Regions from separate parts of the Homo sapiens genome. Here region 1 is linked to region 2. A link is an interaction called in ENCODE POLR2A ChIA-PET data of the cell type or tissue named here. Cell type or tissue: K562. All regions are shown on one strand.

Region 1 (8,000 bases), 490 kb before region 2:
CCCCCTGGGGTTCACGCCATTCTCCTGCCTCAGCCTCCCGAGTAGCTGGGACTACAGGCGCCTGCCACCTCACCCAGCTAATTTTTTGTATTTTTAGTAGAGATGGGGTTTCACTGTGTTAGCCAGGATGGTCTCCATCTCCTGACCTTGTGATGGGGATCAGCTGATTGGAAACGTTTGGTTCTTGAGCCTGGGCAGGGGCCTGGGTAGTAGTATTTATGCCTTTTTGCCCATCTGAAATACTTGACATGATTTTCTTTTAAAAACAGGAAAACAATCCTAAAGTGGCATCTCTAGTGGTTGAATCTAACCCTGCTTCTTACCCAGAGCTTCATGAAGTGGTGTCTCTAATGCTTGAATCTAAACCTGCGTCTCGCCCAGAGCTTCACTCAGCTCCTAGCCTTCTCCCTAGTCCTGGCTACTCTCCGCTGGACTGTGCCACAGCTTCCACTCCCACCCTCCACACAGCGGCCAGAGGCAAATCCAGCCATGTTGCTCTCCTGCTTAAAATCCTTCCACAGCCCCGTCTCCCTGCCAATAAAGTCCCTGTCCTCCTGGCTTCAGCCCTTACCCCGACAGGACATAGGTCACGCCCACTGAAAGTCCTCTGCTGCTCAACTGCCCCAAACTCCTTCTCACCCTAAGGCCTCCACACATGCTGTTCCTTCTCCAAGAACATTCTTCCCGCCCCCACCCCTCCTCTGCCCATTGCCTGCTCATCCTCCAGATGGCAGCTTCCCTGATGCCTGAACTGAGATGCTCTATAGAGAGAGAAGAGGGCCCTGAGAGCTTCTCTGGCAGGGCTGCAGAGCACTCATCCATCCATCCATCCATCCATCATCCATCCATCCATCCATCCATCCATCCATCCATCCATGTGTGCCGCAGCAACATGGCGTCGTAGTTGCAGACACGAACTGTCACGTTAGACAGGCCAGCGTCATTTTCAGTTCCTTGCTTACTAGATCTGCGACCTTGGGCAAGCTGCTTAACTCCTCTGGCCCTCAGTTACCTTATCTGTAAAATGGGTGTAATAATAGTACCTACATTTGGGGATATAAATAATGATAAAATGAAAGAACAGATATGAAGTGTGGTCAACCATAAGAGGCAGTACGTGGTTGTCACATTACTATTATTCTTTGCTGTTATTGAGAGGCAGGAGAGCATAATGTGTCATGGTGCAGGCCCTGGAGCCAGACTGCCTGGGTGGAAATGCCAGCTGAGTGAGCTGGACAAGCTTCTGAAACTTTCTGAGCCTCAGTTTCCTCATCTGTAAAACAGAGATAGTAATAGTACCATAGTTCTTGTGGGATTCAATTGTAAGGCCCTTGACAGGCCTGGTGCAGAGGGTGAGCTCACCCCTGCTGCCTCTTGCCAAGTGCCAGGTGCTGTGGCCCCAAAGGCAAATATGGCCCCATGGTTCCGCAGGTGGCGGTGCTCCCAGCTGGCGGTGCTCCCAGCTGGCGGTGAGGCAGAGGCTGTTCTGGGATGGCCAGGCCACCAGCTCTTGCCAAGGTGGAAGTTTGGGGTCAGGAAGCCTTCTCAGAGAAACCCCATACTGCCACCCTGCCTTCCTCTCCAGGGACAGACCCAGCAGGTGGCTCCGCCTCCTCCTACCCAGGTGGGGAACAGGTGAGTGGTGGGCAAAGGACAGGTTGGTTTTGATCATCCTGGTCTCCTAGTACCACTTTGGAGCTGAAGGAAAGAAGACAAATGGGGAGGAGGATGAGGAAGAGGGAGCAGGGATGGGGTTGGCCATGTACCTCCTGGGTCCGAGACCCCAGACCGTGTCTAAAGACCCCTCTGGCCCCAGGCCCCTTGCTCCTCCCTTCAAAAGTCCCTCCTGTCAGGCTGCTGCTTCCAGAAGCCCAGCTGGGAGTTCTGCTGAGGTCCTGCCTGCCCACACACCTTCCGGGCCCCCAAAATCCTCAGCAGATGGAGGTCCCCCACCCCTAGCCCACTTCAGTGAGAAATCCTGGCTTGGTCTTGACTCAGCCTCTGTGGCTGTGGGCAGGTCCCTCAGCCTCTCTGAGCCTCAGCTTCCCCTGGAGTGAAACAAGGGCTGTGGAAGCACATAAGTGCTCCCACCTTGGGTTGGTTGCTTCTATCCCTGTCCCCAGAGTTCCACGGGGATGATGTGCCCAAGACTGTCCTGGGGAGACGCCCCCCCGCCGCCCCGGCACCCCACCTTCTTCACTCTGTGAGGAGCACCGACCTCTGAGTTCATTCCACCTCCTACAGGCAAAGATTTACAAAATGGCCAATAAACATAAGAAAAGGTGCTCAACGTCATGAATCATCAGAGCAATACAAATTAAAACCACAGTGAGTGCACTACACGCCCACCGAAACGGGAATGTTTTTAAAATGACCATACCGAGTTTGGCGAGGTTTACACGCGGGCGGGCTTGTAAACTCTCTCAGCTACTGTGGGGAAATGTTTGGCTGTACCTTCCGACGCTAAATATATGCCCCTCTTGCAACCCACTCCTGTGGCTCGATCCAGGGAGAAATGAGGGCTGACAGCCGCCAACAGATATCCCAAGAATGTTTACAGCAGCCTTATTTGTAAATCAGAAACAACCCACAGATCCATCCACAGAAGAACGGGTAAATGAATTAAGGCTCGTCCGCGCAACGGAACACCACACGGCAATGAAAACGGCAATCCTCCGTGGGTACACGCAATAAGCCTGGATGCCACAGACGTGACATTGAATGAAAGATCACCAGACGCAAGGGTGCACAGCTGTCTGCGTCCATTTGTACGAAGTCCAAACACAGGCAAAACTGACTACGGTGACAGGAGCCAGAATAGCCGTTGCCTTTGGAAGGCTACTGTCTTTGGGGGCACCAGGGAGCCTTCTGGGGGTGCTGGAAGTGTTCCAATTCCTGATCTGGCTGGCGCTTTCACAGGGGTATCCATCCACAAATTTTCATCGAGCTGTCCACTTACGATTTGTGTCTGTTTAAGTGAGATCTGTGACCTCTTCCGTATCTTGAATGTAATATAAACCTCAAAACAAACAAGTCACACAGGCTTTTTTATTTTATTTATTTATTTTTTGAGATGGAGTCTTGCTCTGTCGCCCAGGCTGTAGTGCAGTGGTGCAATCTCAGCTCACTGCAACCTCAGCCTCCCAGGTTCAAGCGATTCTCCTGCCTCAGCCTCCCGAGTAGCTGGGACTATAGGTGCCCGCCACCATGCCCGGCTAATTTTTTGTATTTTTAGTAGAGATGAGGTTTCACCGTGTTAGCCAGGATGATCTTGATCTCCTGACCTCGTGATACGCCCACCTCAGCTTCCCAAAGTGCTGGGATTACAGGCGTGAGCCACCGCGCCCAGCCCCCACAGGCTTTCAAATCTCCATTTCAGACAGGAAACTGAGGCTGAGAAAGTTAAGCACCTTGCCTGAGGTCACAGAACTCTCAAGTGACAGAGCTGGAATTTGCACCCAGGTGATCTGGCCCTGGAGTCTGTACCAGGAACATGTTCCACACTGCAGCTTTCTCAGGGCTGGAGGGGGCACTGTGGGGGAGGGAGGACACTGTGGGTCCACATCCTCCAACCAAAGCCCAATAGCAGAAGCCCTCTCTCCACATTCCACAGCCCCCCGCCATTCCCTTCTCCCAAGCCCTCCTCACTGCCAAACAGGCAGGGTCAGGGGAACCAGTGCCCACTAGGCAGAAGCTTCTAGAATGGGCAGCAAAGTCAGAGAAAAACAAAGACAACCAACGGAATTTAGAGAAGACACCAAGAGATCCTCGAAGCTGCTGTTTATCTGCAGATTTCCCAGAGAAACATAGTTCTGGGAGTGGGTGGAAGGGGCTCGAGGGCGGTACACACATGTACCCCCATAAACACACCTACACCCCACACAATCCCTATTTAGAAGCCTTCTGCCCAAGAACTCAGAATGTAGAGCCTAAGGGGACTGGGACTTAGCTCCTCCTCCCGCCTGTTTTACAGATAAGAAAACCAAGGCACCAAGAGGGAAAGTGATTAGTCTAAAGTCACAAGCAAGAACCCAAGCCTGTGCCTCCCAGCCTTTCTATTTCAGAGACTTATTTATTTTTATTTTTTATTTTATTTTATTTTATTTTATTTGAGACAGAGTTTCGCTCTGTTGCCCAGGCTGGAGTGCAGTGGCATAATCTTGGCTCACTGCAACCTCTGCCTCCTGGGTTCAAGTGACTCTTCTGCCTCAGCTTCCCAAGCAGCTGGGACCACAGGCACATGCCACCATACTTGGCTAATTTTTGTATTTTTAAGTAGAGACAGGGTTTTGCCATGTTGGCCAGGCTGGTCCTGAACTCCTGACCTCAAGTGATCTGCTGGCCTTGGCCTCCCAAAGTGCTGGGATTACAGGTGTGAGCCACCGCTCCTGACCTATTTCAGAGACTTTTTAGAGCTGGAAGCATGTTTCGGGCGTATCTGGCCTGCTATATCATTCTTTGTATGGAGGGGAAAACTGAAGCTGGTGGGGGGCGGGGCAGGGATTTGCCTGGGTCTGTGTCCTTCACTGTCTCTGAGCTTCTATTTGCTCATCTGTAAGATGGGAATGCGTTCAGCCTCTATCATAGGACTGAAGACTGAATAAGCTAATATGTATCTAGTAAGTGTCTAATAAGTGTTAGTTATTATCAGCAGCAGCAGCAGCAGTGAAGGTCTTGCAGCAAGTCTCTCGGCTATCTAGCCGGTCAGCAGGACAAGCCTTGAGGACTGGCCTTCACCCCTCTCACTCTGGGCTCCGAGGCAGAAATGGTCCAGGACAGTGACTAGCACAGGCACCGCCCTCACCTGGCTATTTTTTTTTTTTTTTTTTTTTTTTTTGAGATGGAGTCTCGCTCTGTCGCCCAGGCTGGAGTGCAGTGGCAAGATCTCGGCTCACTGCAAGCTCCGCGTCCCGGGTTCACGTCATTCTCCTGCCTCAGCCTCCTGAGTAGCTGGGACTACAGGTGCCCGCCACCATGCCTGGCTAATTTTTTGCATTTTTAGTAGAGACGGGGTTTCACCGTGTTAGCCAGGATGGTCTCGATCTCCTGACCTCATAATCTGCCCACCTTGGCCTCCCAAAGTGCTGGGATTACAGGTGTGAGCCACCGCGCCCAGCTCACCTGTCTTTTCCATGCTCCCAAAGGTGGGTGACGTCTGACCCCTCCAGATGGGTCTAGAGTTGATGATGAAGAACGAGGGCTCTACAGCCAGACAGTGGGCTCCACTGCTGCCTTGGGGCCAGTTCCTTAACCTCTCTGAACCTTGGTTTCTTTGTACCTCCCTCACAGAGATTTTACAAGGATTAAATAAGATAATGCACTGTGCCTGCCGCATAGTAAGTGCTCAGTAAGTGTTCGCTATAATGGTTATTTGGCTCCCACTCCAGGATGGGAGGAGGCAATCAGCTTGCTGGGCTGGGTTAAGGATGTGGTTTATGCCAAAGAAATGCTGTTGAAATTAATCTTGAAGTTCCGTTGTATACATACATTAAATTAGCACAAAAATGGAACAGGGGAACACACATGCATGGCCTGTAGCCGCATCATTGGGCCAACTCTTGGAAAGTGGCTCCTGGCCTCAGCCATAAAAAGTCAATATTGGCCAGGCACAGTGGCTCACGCCTGTAATCCCAGCACTTTGGGAGGCTGAGGTGGGCGGATCACCTGAGGTCAGGAGTTTGAGACCAGCCTGACCAACAAGGTAAAACCCCATCTCTATTTAAAAAACAAGAATTAGCTGGGCGTGGTGGCACATGCCTGTAGTCCCAGCTACTCAGGAGGCTGAGGCAGGAGAATCGCTTGAACCTAGAAGGCGGAGGTTGCAATGAGCCAAGATTGCGCCACTGCACTCCAGCCTGGGCGACAGAGCTAGACTTTGTCTCAAAAAGAAAAAAAAAAAAAGTCAATATCCTCTGACCCAGTACCCAGTAATACCACTCCTGGGAATTCAGCCTAAAAAAATCAACAGACTTAAAAACAAACAAACAAACAGCTCTCTGTATGAAATGGATCCTGCAATGAACATCTGGAAGAAAAATAATTAGAAACAACCTACATCTCCAGTAACAGGAGCCAGTCAAGTGACTGATGGATGGGGAGCTGCAGATGAATCCCAGGATATTATGGCATCATTAAAATGGTAATTACACAGCAGCTCTCAAACAATGGCTGCATATGGATAAGGACTGAAAGAGGGTTGCAAAAAGGGAGAAAATGACGCAATTGAATGCAGCATTTTCCCCAAAACCTTTTGATTTATTTCAATGAACAACAATAACAACACAAATAAAAATGGAAAAGAAGACACTTTCCCCTAAGCCCTTAAATGTGGCTCCCACTTGAGGCTTTGGGGAGAGGACAGGCCAATCAGACCTTCCCTTCCCTTTTGTAGGAGGGGTGGTGATGCAGGGATGTGCCTGGTGGGGACCAGCAGGGAAGTGTGATGATTATGGAAGCCCAGGTGGGGATAGGAAGGGGACAGAGTGTGAACAGGGATGGCTCCTGAGAGGAGGTGTACTTGGAGCAGACTCTAAGATGTGGAGCAGGAATGTGCTGGGGGTGATCCAGGCAGAGGCAGGAATGAACTGAGAGAGGGGTCAGGAGCGGGGGCCAGATCCAAAGTGGTAGCCTAGGAGCAGGCCGAGGAGTTAGGAGAGCCCCATGGTGGGCTTAAGGAAGACCCTTGGGGCTGCCTGGAGGAGGATGGAGGGAAGGGTGTGCCTGGAGTCATGAGACCAGAGAGGAGGCTGCTGCAAGCGTGTACAGAGATGAGGCCAATCAGAACTGGGGGGAGAGGGAGGGGCCAAGGATGGTTTCTCAGGGCACATGGAGGTACCTGGTTCAAGCTGAAACACAGTGTGGTTAGGGGGCTGATGGGACAACCAGAGAGAGATGCTCAGGAGGCCGATGTGTTGATGGGTCTGGAGCTTGGGAAGGAAACCTGGGCTGGACACTGAGTTTGGTTTGGGGCCCCTCCGTGGAATGGGTGTGGGAAGCCTCAGGGCATGGCTGAGTGTACCCAGGGAAAGTGAGGGCCAAGACGGGCACATGCCTTAAAGGAGGAGGACCCTGCAAGGAGACAGAGGCAGCAGACAGAGGGAGGAGGAGGGCTGCTGTGAGAGGCGGCTGGAAGCCCAGGGCATGGAGACCTGCAAGAGGGGATGATCAGCAGGGTCAGGTGTCAGAGAGGGTTCCCCCAAGATAAGGACTGAGAAGTCCTCATTTATCATCTTGGGGACATTAGCAAGAGCACCTTCAGTGTATCCTGGGAGGGAAAGGAGACCCTGAAAATCTGGGCACTTTGAGGATACTGAATGAGAAGAGAGGGGAGAGATTGGACAGTGGCTAACGGGTGCATGGGACTCCGCTGAGCCAAGTGGTCTCACCCTGTGTCTGCTGTGCTCCAGCTCCAGCCCCAGCCCCTCCCAGAGGCCCCCAAAAGACTAGCTGTGGCTGTTGCCACGCTCAGAAAGCAGACCTGGTGGCCAAGCAGGGCCCCGCCCTTCTCTGTCTGTGGCTGCTGCACTCAGAAAAGAGGAAAAGGTATACATGGGGAAGCCAGGGCTCCCCCAGCCTGGAAGGCTGACCTGTTGCCAAATTCCAGCTGCCAGGATCCCCCCAACCTCAGCGGGCTAACCGGAAGGGAGGCCACCCTGCCAAATGCTGCAGGTGCTGGGGGCACAGGTCCAAGGCAGGTCCAAGCCTGCCAGCCCCAGACGTGGGAGGAGCCACCTGTGCCATCTGGGCGTGGGGGCAGGGGCTATGGCAGGCACGAGGAAGTTTATTCAATGAAAGTCAAAAATTGTTTTTTACATGACTAAAACCTGTTGCCTAAAACCTGTTTGTTCCTATTTTGAGTTTTGGCTGTATTTTAAAAATGAGTAATATTATAGCTTAATGATAAAAATAGCCATCACTCAAATTGACTGAACATACCTGTGTGCCAGGCACTATTCTTGGCCTTTCATATAAAGTACTTAATCCTCCTAATATCCCAGTGA
Region 2 (8,000 bases):
GGCATGAAAATAGTGGACCCAAACGAGGACATTACAGCTGCATTTTCTTTCTTTCTTTATTTTTGAGACAGAGTTTTGCTCTTGTTGCCCAGGCTGGAGTGCAATGGCACAATCTCAGCTCACTGCAACCTCCGCCTCCCGTTTGCAAGTGATTCTCCTGCCTCAGCCTCCCGAGTAGCTGGGATTACAGGTGCCCACCACCACGTCCAGCTAATTTTTGTATTTTTAGTAGAGACTGGGTTTTGCTATGTTGGATAGGCTGGTCTCGAACTCCTGACCTCAAGTGATCCACCCGCCTCGGCCTCCCAAAGTGCTGAGATTACAGGTGTGAGCCACTGCGCCTGACTTATTATTATTTTTTGAGATAGAGTTTTGCTCTTGTTGCCCAGGCTGGAGTGCAATGGCGCAATCTCAGCTCACTGCAACCTCCACCTCCCAGATTCAAGCGATTCTCCTGTCTCAGCCTCCTGAGTAGCTGGGATTACAGACACCCGCCAGCACGCTTGACTAATTTTTGTACTTTTAGTAGAGATGGGGTTTTGCCATGTTGGCCAGACTAGTCTCAAACTCCTGATATCAGGTGATCCGCCCGCCTCTGCCTCCCAAAGTGCTAGGATTACAGGCATGAGCCACTGTGCCCAGCCTACAGCTGCATTCTCAATGGCTGCCTGCATTGCCCATTATGGACAAAGCAATTATGCCCTCTCTTTGACATAAGTTCATATCCTGATCTTTTGTGCTGTCATTGATCACTGCAAAACTACCCTGCCCAGGTGACAGGATGTTTGGTCCAGAGGGTCAGCTAATATGAGCTTGGGGCGTGAGTGCAGCCTCATGTCCCTGGGGCAGGAGCCTGGGTACACAGCCTTTGGGTCGTGAAGGCCCCTTGCTGTGCTTCTCCACGAGGAGCTGTGGGGGAAATGCCCCACAGAATGGGAGCTGGCTGGGCAGGGAGGTCTGGCAGATCCTGCTTCCGTTCCTGCTGCTGTGTGGCCTAGGCCTGGTGAACTTCTGTGCATCCCTGCTGGGGCTGCAGGCGGAGATGGCAAATCCAGCCTCCCACTGGCTCTCGGTCTCCATGCTGGGCGCCTGCATCCTGTGGTGCAGCAGCCTGCCAGTGGGTGGAGGTCTCATCCTCATCCTGTCCTGGAGACTGTGCATGGAGGTGATGCTGGCTGGCCAGCGGGCCTTGTGGCAGCAGCTGACTGTTGTGCGGATCTGGAACCTACAGCTGTTCATCACCCTGATCCATGGAGCCTGCCGCTGCATCTCACGACTCCTGCAACACCTGTGGTGGGAGGCCGGCCTAGCCGTGTTCTCCATGGCCCATTGGGCCTACTACAGCCTGGTGGGCTTCCGCCACGATAACAGCAAGGTGTTGGAGCTGCTGCTGCAGGCCGTGCTATAGCACATGGCCATGTCCCTGCTGGCCTGCTGCCTGGACAGGCTGTGGGTGGCCATGGGACGGGTGGCCTAGGCCATGCGGGGCTGTGGCCTTCAACCCCTGGAGAGGGCCAGGCTGTGCCGGGCAGCCTCCACAGACCTGGATGCAGTCACCACTATCCTCCCAGCGACCACCATCCCTTTCAGCCAGCACTTCCCCGGACCTGACCTGGCCACCATGAGTAGGCTCTCACCAGCCTCCATGAGCCTGTGCATAGTGGTTGGGGTCAAGGATGCCAGCGAGGGAGAAGAAGGCTGTGGCTATGGGGCCACCAACATATCTCTTAGCACCAGGTTCTGGAGCAGTAGGACAAGCAAGGTGGCCTTGAAATCTTCATCCAAGCAGGCCCTCGCACAGCAGCTCAAGACGACCTGTCTCCTCATCATTTTTCTGTATATCTGTGCCGTGTCTCTCTTCATGCAGAGCTTAAAATAAAGCGATTAACTGTGGGCCGGCCCCCGGTATGTTCCCTGCCTAGCTTTGTCAGGGGGAGATAGAATGGCGACAGATCTGTCCACTTAGGCCTTTACTGGGCTGGTGGGTGGTTCCCAGTATGCAAGACACATGCATACCAGGGGCTGGGCTGGGGGACCTAGTCTCAGCCCTGTCACTACTGTGTATCCTTGCGGAGGTTCCTTTACCCTTCTCAGCCTCAGTTCCCTTTCCTGCAAAATATAGATAATAGGACTCTGAGGAGAGGGGATCTATAAAAAGGTGTCGTTTATGAATTGTAGCATGCTCTTCCCCCTCTAATTACTCGAACAAATAGTGCACAAAACCTTCTTCCTTTTTTTTTTTTTTTTTTTGAGATGGAGTTTCACTTTTGTCACCCAGGCTGGAGTGCAATGGCGCAATCTCAGCTCACCACAACATCTGCCTCCTGGGTTCAAGCGATTCTCCTGCCTCAGCCTCCCAAGTAGCTGGAATTACAGGCATGCACCACCACACCCAGCTAATTTTTGTATTTTTAGTAGAGACGGGGTTTCTCCATGTTGGTCAGGCTGGTCTCCACCTCTCGACCTCAGGTGATCCGCCCACCTCGGCCTCCCAAAGTGCTGGGATTACAGGCGTGAGCCACCACACCCCGCCACCTCTTTTCTATTAAAGGACATAAAAGAAGTCCTGAATAAATGGAGAGACATCACCAGTTCATGGATGGCCTGACATGTCTTTAAAATGTCAGTTGTGGCCAGGCGCAGTGGCTCACACCTGTAATCCCAGGACTTTGGGAGGCCAAGGTAGGCGGATCACCTGAGGTCAGGAGTTTGAGACCAGCCTGGCCAACAAGGCAAAACCCCGTCTCTACTAAAAATATAAAAATTAGCCAGGTGTGGTGCCACACGCCTGTAATCCCAGCTACTCGGGAGGCTGAGGCAGGAGAATTGCTTGAGCCCGGGAGGTGGAGGTTGCAGTGAGCCGAGATTATGCCACTGCACTCCAGCCTGGCCAACAAGGTGAGACTCTGTCTCAAAAAAGTAAATAAATAGGCTAGGCATGGTGGCTCACGCCTGTAATCCCAGCACTTTGGGAGGCCAAGGCGGCAGATCACCTGAGGTCAGGAATTCGAGACCAGCCTGACCAACATGGTGAAACCCCATCTCTACTGAAAACACAAAAATTAGCCAGGCATGGTGGCACACGCCTGTAATCCCAGCTACTCAGGTGGCTGAGGCAGGAGAATTGCTTGAACCCGGAGGTTCAGTGAGCTGAGATCGCACCACTGCACTCCAGCCTGGGCGACAGAGTGAGACTCTGTGTCAAAAATAAATAAATAAATAAATAAATAAATAAATAAATAAATAAAATAAAAATAAAATGTCAGTTGTGGCCAGGTGCGGTGGCTCACGCCTGTAATCCTACCACTTTGGGAGCCTGAGGTGGGTGGATCACCTGAGGTCAGGAGTTCGAGATCAGCCTGGCCAACATGGTGAAACCCTGTCTTTATTAAAAATGCAAAAATTAGCTGGGTGTGGTGGTGGGCACCTGTAATCCCAGCTACTCGGGAGGCTAAGGCAGGGGAATCATTTGAACCCAGGAGGCAGAGGTTGCAGTGAACCGAGATTGTGCCACTGAACTCCAGCCTGGGCAACAAGAGTGAAACTCCATCTCAAAAATAAAATAATAAAATAAAATAAAATAGTCAGTCATCTCCATAGTAATCTTTAAAATCATTAGGATTTCAACCAGAATCCCAAGGGATTTGGGCAAGAGGTGGGGGGATGGGGTGACTCATACATTGATTCTAAAATGTATGTGGAAGGCCAGGCATAGTGGCTCATGCCTGTAATCTCAACACTTTAGGAGGCTGAGGTGGGAGGATCACTTGAGCCCAGAAGTTTGAGACCAGCCTGAGGAACATAGCAAGACCTCATCTCTATTTTTTAAAAATTAGCTGGTCATGGTGCTACATACCTGTAGTCTCAGCTACTCAGGAGGCTGAGGAGAGAGGATCACTTGAGCCCAGGAGTTCAAGGCTGCAGTGAGCCAAGATGGCACCACTGCACTCTAGCCTAAGGCAGAGCAAGACCCTGTCTCAAAAAAAAAAAAGATATGTCCACCTACAACCTGCGAATGGGGGTGGCTGAAATATGAGAATCGCTCAAACCTGGGAAGTAGAGGTTGCAGTGAGCTGAGATCGTGCCACTGCACTCCAGCCTAGGTGACAGAGCGAGACTGTCTTAAAACAAACAAACAAACAAACAAGAGTTCAGTGGAGGAAGGAACTGCAGATGGAGGAACATGCCGAGACCCAGCTCAATGTCCCTCTAGGCCCCTAGTACTGGTGGATTTTAATCAGTGGAATAAAGCGATTTAATCTGTGGTGTAAGAGCCCCCTAGCTGCCGGGTGGAGAACAGATTCAGGGTAGCTGGGATTCTCCATGCTGGCCAGCTTGGTCTCGAACTCCTGACCTCAAGTGATCCACCCGCCTCGGCCTCCCAAAGTGCTGGGATTACACGTGCCTGTAGTCCCAGCTACTTGGGAGGCTGAAGCAGGAGAATTGCTTGAACCCGGGAGACAGAGGTTGCAGCGAGCCAAGATTGCATCATTGCACTGCAGACTGGGGGACAGAGCCAGATTCCATCTCAAAAACAAAAGAAAAAAAAAAGAAAACCACATTCATCACCATCAGAGCTCGTGGGTATCCAGGTGTATTGTCAACGAGCAGTAATATTTTGAAAGAAAAACAGATGTGCTGTCATCCAGGCTTTGGTGTTCCGCTTACAGAGCACAGGCAGAGTAGACGTAGCATAATTCTTAAGGGCCTTCAGATTTTCAGAATTATCAATGAGCAGTTGGCTTCAACTTAAACTCACCAGCTATACCAACTCCTGACAAGAGAGTTAGCCTGTCATTTGAAACTTTGAAGCCAGGAATTGATTTCTCCTCTCTAGCTATGAAAGACTTCCTGGCATTTTCTTTTGATATAAAGCTGTTTCATCTACATTGAAACTCTACTGTTTAATGTAGCCACCTTCATCAACGATCTTAACTAGAACTGGATAACTTGCTGTGGCTTCTCCATGAGCACCTGCTGCTTCACCTTGCACTTTTATGTTATGGAGACAGTTTCTTTCCTTAAACTTCATGAACCAACTTCTGCTAGCTTCTGCTTTTCTTCTGCAGCTTCCTCATCTCTCTCAGCCTTCATAGAATTAAAGAGAGCTAGGGTCTAGGGCCTTGCGCTGGGTTAGTCTTTGTCTTTTTTTTTTTTTTGAGACAGAGTCTCGCTCTGTCACCCAGGCTGGAGTGCAATGACTCGCTACAACCTCTGCCTCCCGGGTTCAAGCAATTCTCCTGCCTCAGCCTCCCGAGTAGCTGGGATTACAGGCACCTACCACTACACCTGGCTAATTTTTTGTATTTTTAGTAGAGATGGGGTTTTGCCATGTTGGCCAGGCTGGTCTCAAACTCCTGACCTCAGGTGATCCTCCCGTCTCGGCCTCCCAAAGTGCTGGGATTAGAGGTGTGAGCCACCACGCCTGGCCTAGTCTTTGGTTTAAGAGAATGTTGTGGCTGGTTTGATCTTCTATCCAGACCCAACTTTCTCCATATCAGCAATAAGCCTGTTTCACTTTCTTATCATTCATGTACTCATTAGAGTGGCACTTTTAATTTCCTTTGAAAGCTTTTCCTTTGCATTCACAACTTGGCTAACTGCATAGTGGAAGAGGCCTAGTTTTCAGCGTATCTCAGTTTTTGACATGCCTTCCTCATTAAGCCTAATCATTTCCAGCTTTTGATTTAAAGCAAGAGACATGTGACACTTCCTTTCACTTGAACACTGAGAGGCCATTGTAGGGTTATTAACTGGCCTAAATCCAGCCTGTCTCGGCTGTTGGCATGCCTTCCTCACTAAGCTTAATCATTGCTAGTTTTTGATTGAAACTGAGAGACAGGACTCTTCCTTTCACTTGAACACTTAGAGGCCATTGAGCAGTTATCAGCTGGCCTAATTTCAGTACTGTTGTATCTCAAAAAATAGGGCTGCCCTAGAGAGGGAAAGAGACAGAGAAATGGTGAGTCAATAGAAGAGTCAGAACACACACATTTATCAATTAAATTCACCATCTCGGGCCGGGGGCAGTGGCTCACGCCTGTAATCCCAGGACTTTGGGAGGCCGAGGTGGGGGGATCACGAGGTGAGGAGATCGAGACCATCCTGGCTAACACGGTGAAACCCCGTCTCTACTAAAAATACAAAAAAATTAGCCGGGCGTGGTGGTGGGCACCTGTAGTCCCAGCTACTCAGGAGGCTGAGGCAGGAGAATGGCATGAACCCGGGGGGCAGAGCTTGCAGTGAGCCGAGATCGTGCCACTGCACTCCAGCCTGGGTGACAGAGTGAGACTCTGTCTCAAAAAAAAAAAAAAAAAGATGGCCTGAGACTCCTTCCACGTATTTACCTTTTAGAATTCTGATGGGCCATGTTTCTTTTTCTTCCTTTTTTTTTTTTTGAGACAGAGTCTTGTTCCATCTCCCAAGTTGTAGTACAGTGGCATGATCTCAGCTCACTGAAACCTCTGCCTCTCCCCAGTTCAAGAGATTCTCCAGCCTCAGCCTCCTGAATAGCTGGGATTACAGGCGCACGCCACCACACCCAGCTAATTTTTGTAATTTTTTAGTAGAGAAGGGGTTTCGCCATGTTGGCCAGGCTGGTCTTGAACTCCTGACCTCAGGTGATCTGCCTTCCTCGACCTCCCAAAGTGATGAGATTACAGGCGTGAGCCGCTGCACCCAGCCCCATGTTTCTAATCCACCCAGAACCTCCTGCTATGTTGTTGCTATCATCTGAATGTTTGTGTTCCCCAAAATTCATATATTGAAACCTAATCACCAGTGTGATGGTGTTGTGGTAAACTGAGGAACGGAGAGACTGATATGAGAGTACAGGAGGATTTTTTTTTTTTTTTTTTGAGATGGAGTCTCGCTCTGTCACTAGGCTGGAGTGCAGTGGCGCGATCTTGGCTCACTGCAACCTCTGCCTCCCGGGTTCAAGCAATTCTCCTGCCTCAGCCTCCCGAGTAGCTGGGACTACAGGCGAGCGCCACCACACCCGGCTAATTTTTTGTATTTTTAGTAGAGACGGGGTTTCACCGTGTTAGCCAGGATGGTCTTGATCTGAGTACAGGAGGATTGTTTATTTCAGGTACGCACCAGCTCAGTGGACTCACATCCAAAAAGCTGAGCCTAGAACAAAGACAGAGCGGGGTTTTTATAAGCTGGCTTACAAAAGTAAAACAAAAGCAGCTAATCATATGATAGGTCACATAATCTATAGCATAGCATAATTTATGGTCTTACATAGCCGGTGGCTTTGTAGCTGCATTGAAAGAAAAACAAGAACTGGCTAAATACAGACATTTGTAAAACATAATCATGCTTAAGAAACCAGGGAAAGGAGTAACAGTAAAATAATTTGTCTTTCTCTCTTTTTTTTCCTTCAACTTTGCTCTGGAGGGGAGGTGTCTGGAGCCCACTCCTTTGGCCTTGACTTCTCAAACAGTGTTATCATATAACTGTCCTTGAAGTGAGCTTGCTGTACTTTCCTTTGCTAGACAGAGGAAAACTTGTTATTTTCCTTTTAACCCTTGCCTTGCCTGTTACTTTTCTTAGAGTGAATGAATGCATATTTATTTTTAAATTTCTGCCTCAGTGGTATTGTTATGGGAAAGGGGTCCAGATCCAGGCCCCAAGAGAGGGTTCTTGGATCTTGCGCAAGAAAGAATTCAGGGTGAGTCCATAGAGTAAGGTGAAAGCAAGTTTATTAAGAAAGTAGAGGAATGGGCCGGGTGCAGAGGCTGACGCCTGTAATCCCAGCACTTTGGGAGGCCGAGGTGGGCGGATCACGAGGTCAGGAGATCGAGACCATCCCGGCTAACACAGTGAAACCCCATCTCTACTAAAAATATGAAAAATTAGCCAGGAGTGGTGGCGGGCGCCTGTAGTCCCAGCTACTCAGGAGGCTGAGGCAGGAGAATGGCCAGAACCCGGGAGGCAGAGCTTGCAGTGAGCCGAGATCACACCACTGCACTCCAGCCTGGGCGACCAAGCGAGAC

What was found. ChIA-PET counts read pairs that join two places held together with the same protein. Peaks named below come from ENCODE experiments on the same cell type or tissue, not always from the same donor. Only the 100,000 strongest peaks of a DNase experiment are listed, where the experiment ranks them.
Region 1: POLR2A ChIA-PET joins it to region 2 with 5 read pairs; 1 of 35 experiments calls an interaction of 5 or more read pairs at or near these places.

Annotation. Positions count from the first base shown.
Region 1 is chr22:38,833,763-38,841,762 of GRCh38, forward strand. The region is part of intron 1 of NPTXR (neuronal pentraxin receptor); the gene reads right to left. Among named protein-coding and RNA genes, the nearest start is that of NPTXR, 6.3 kb to the right of the region's middle. In K562, no CTCF peak of the experiment used is centred here; a DNase peak (open chromatin) is centred at 3,939.
Region 2 is chr22:39,327,087-39,335,086 of GRCh38, forward strand. No RefSeq gene overlaps it. Among named protein-coding and RNA genes, the nearest start is that of RPL3, 11 kb to the left of the region's middle. RefSeq lists a silencer at 1,018-1,312. In K562, a CTCF peak has its summit at 4,291; a DNase peak (open chromatin) is centred at 4,281.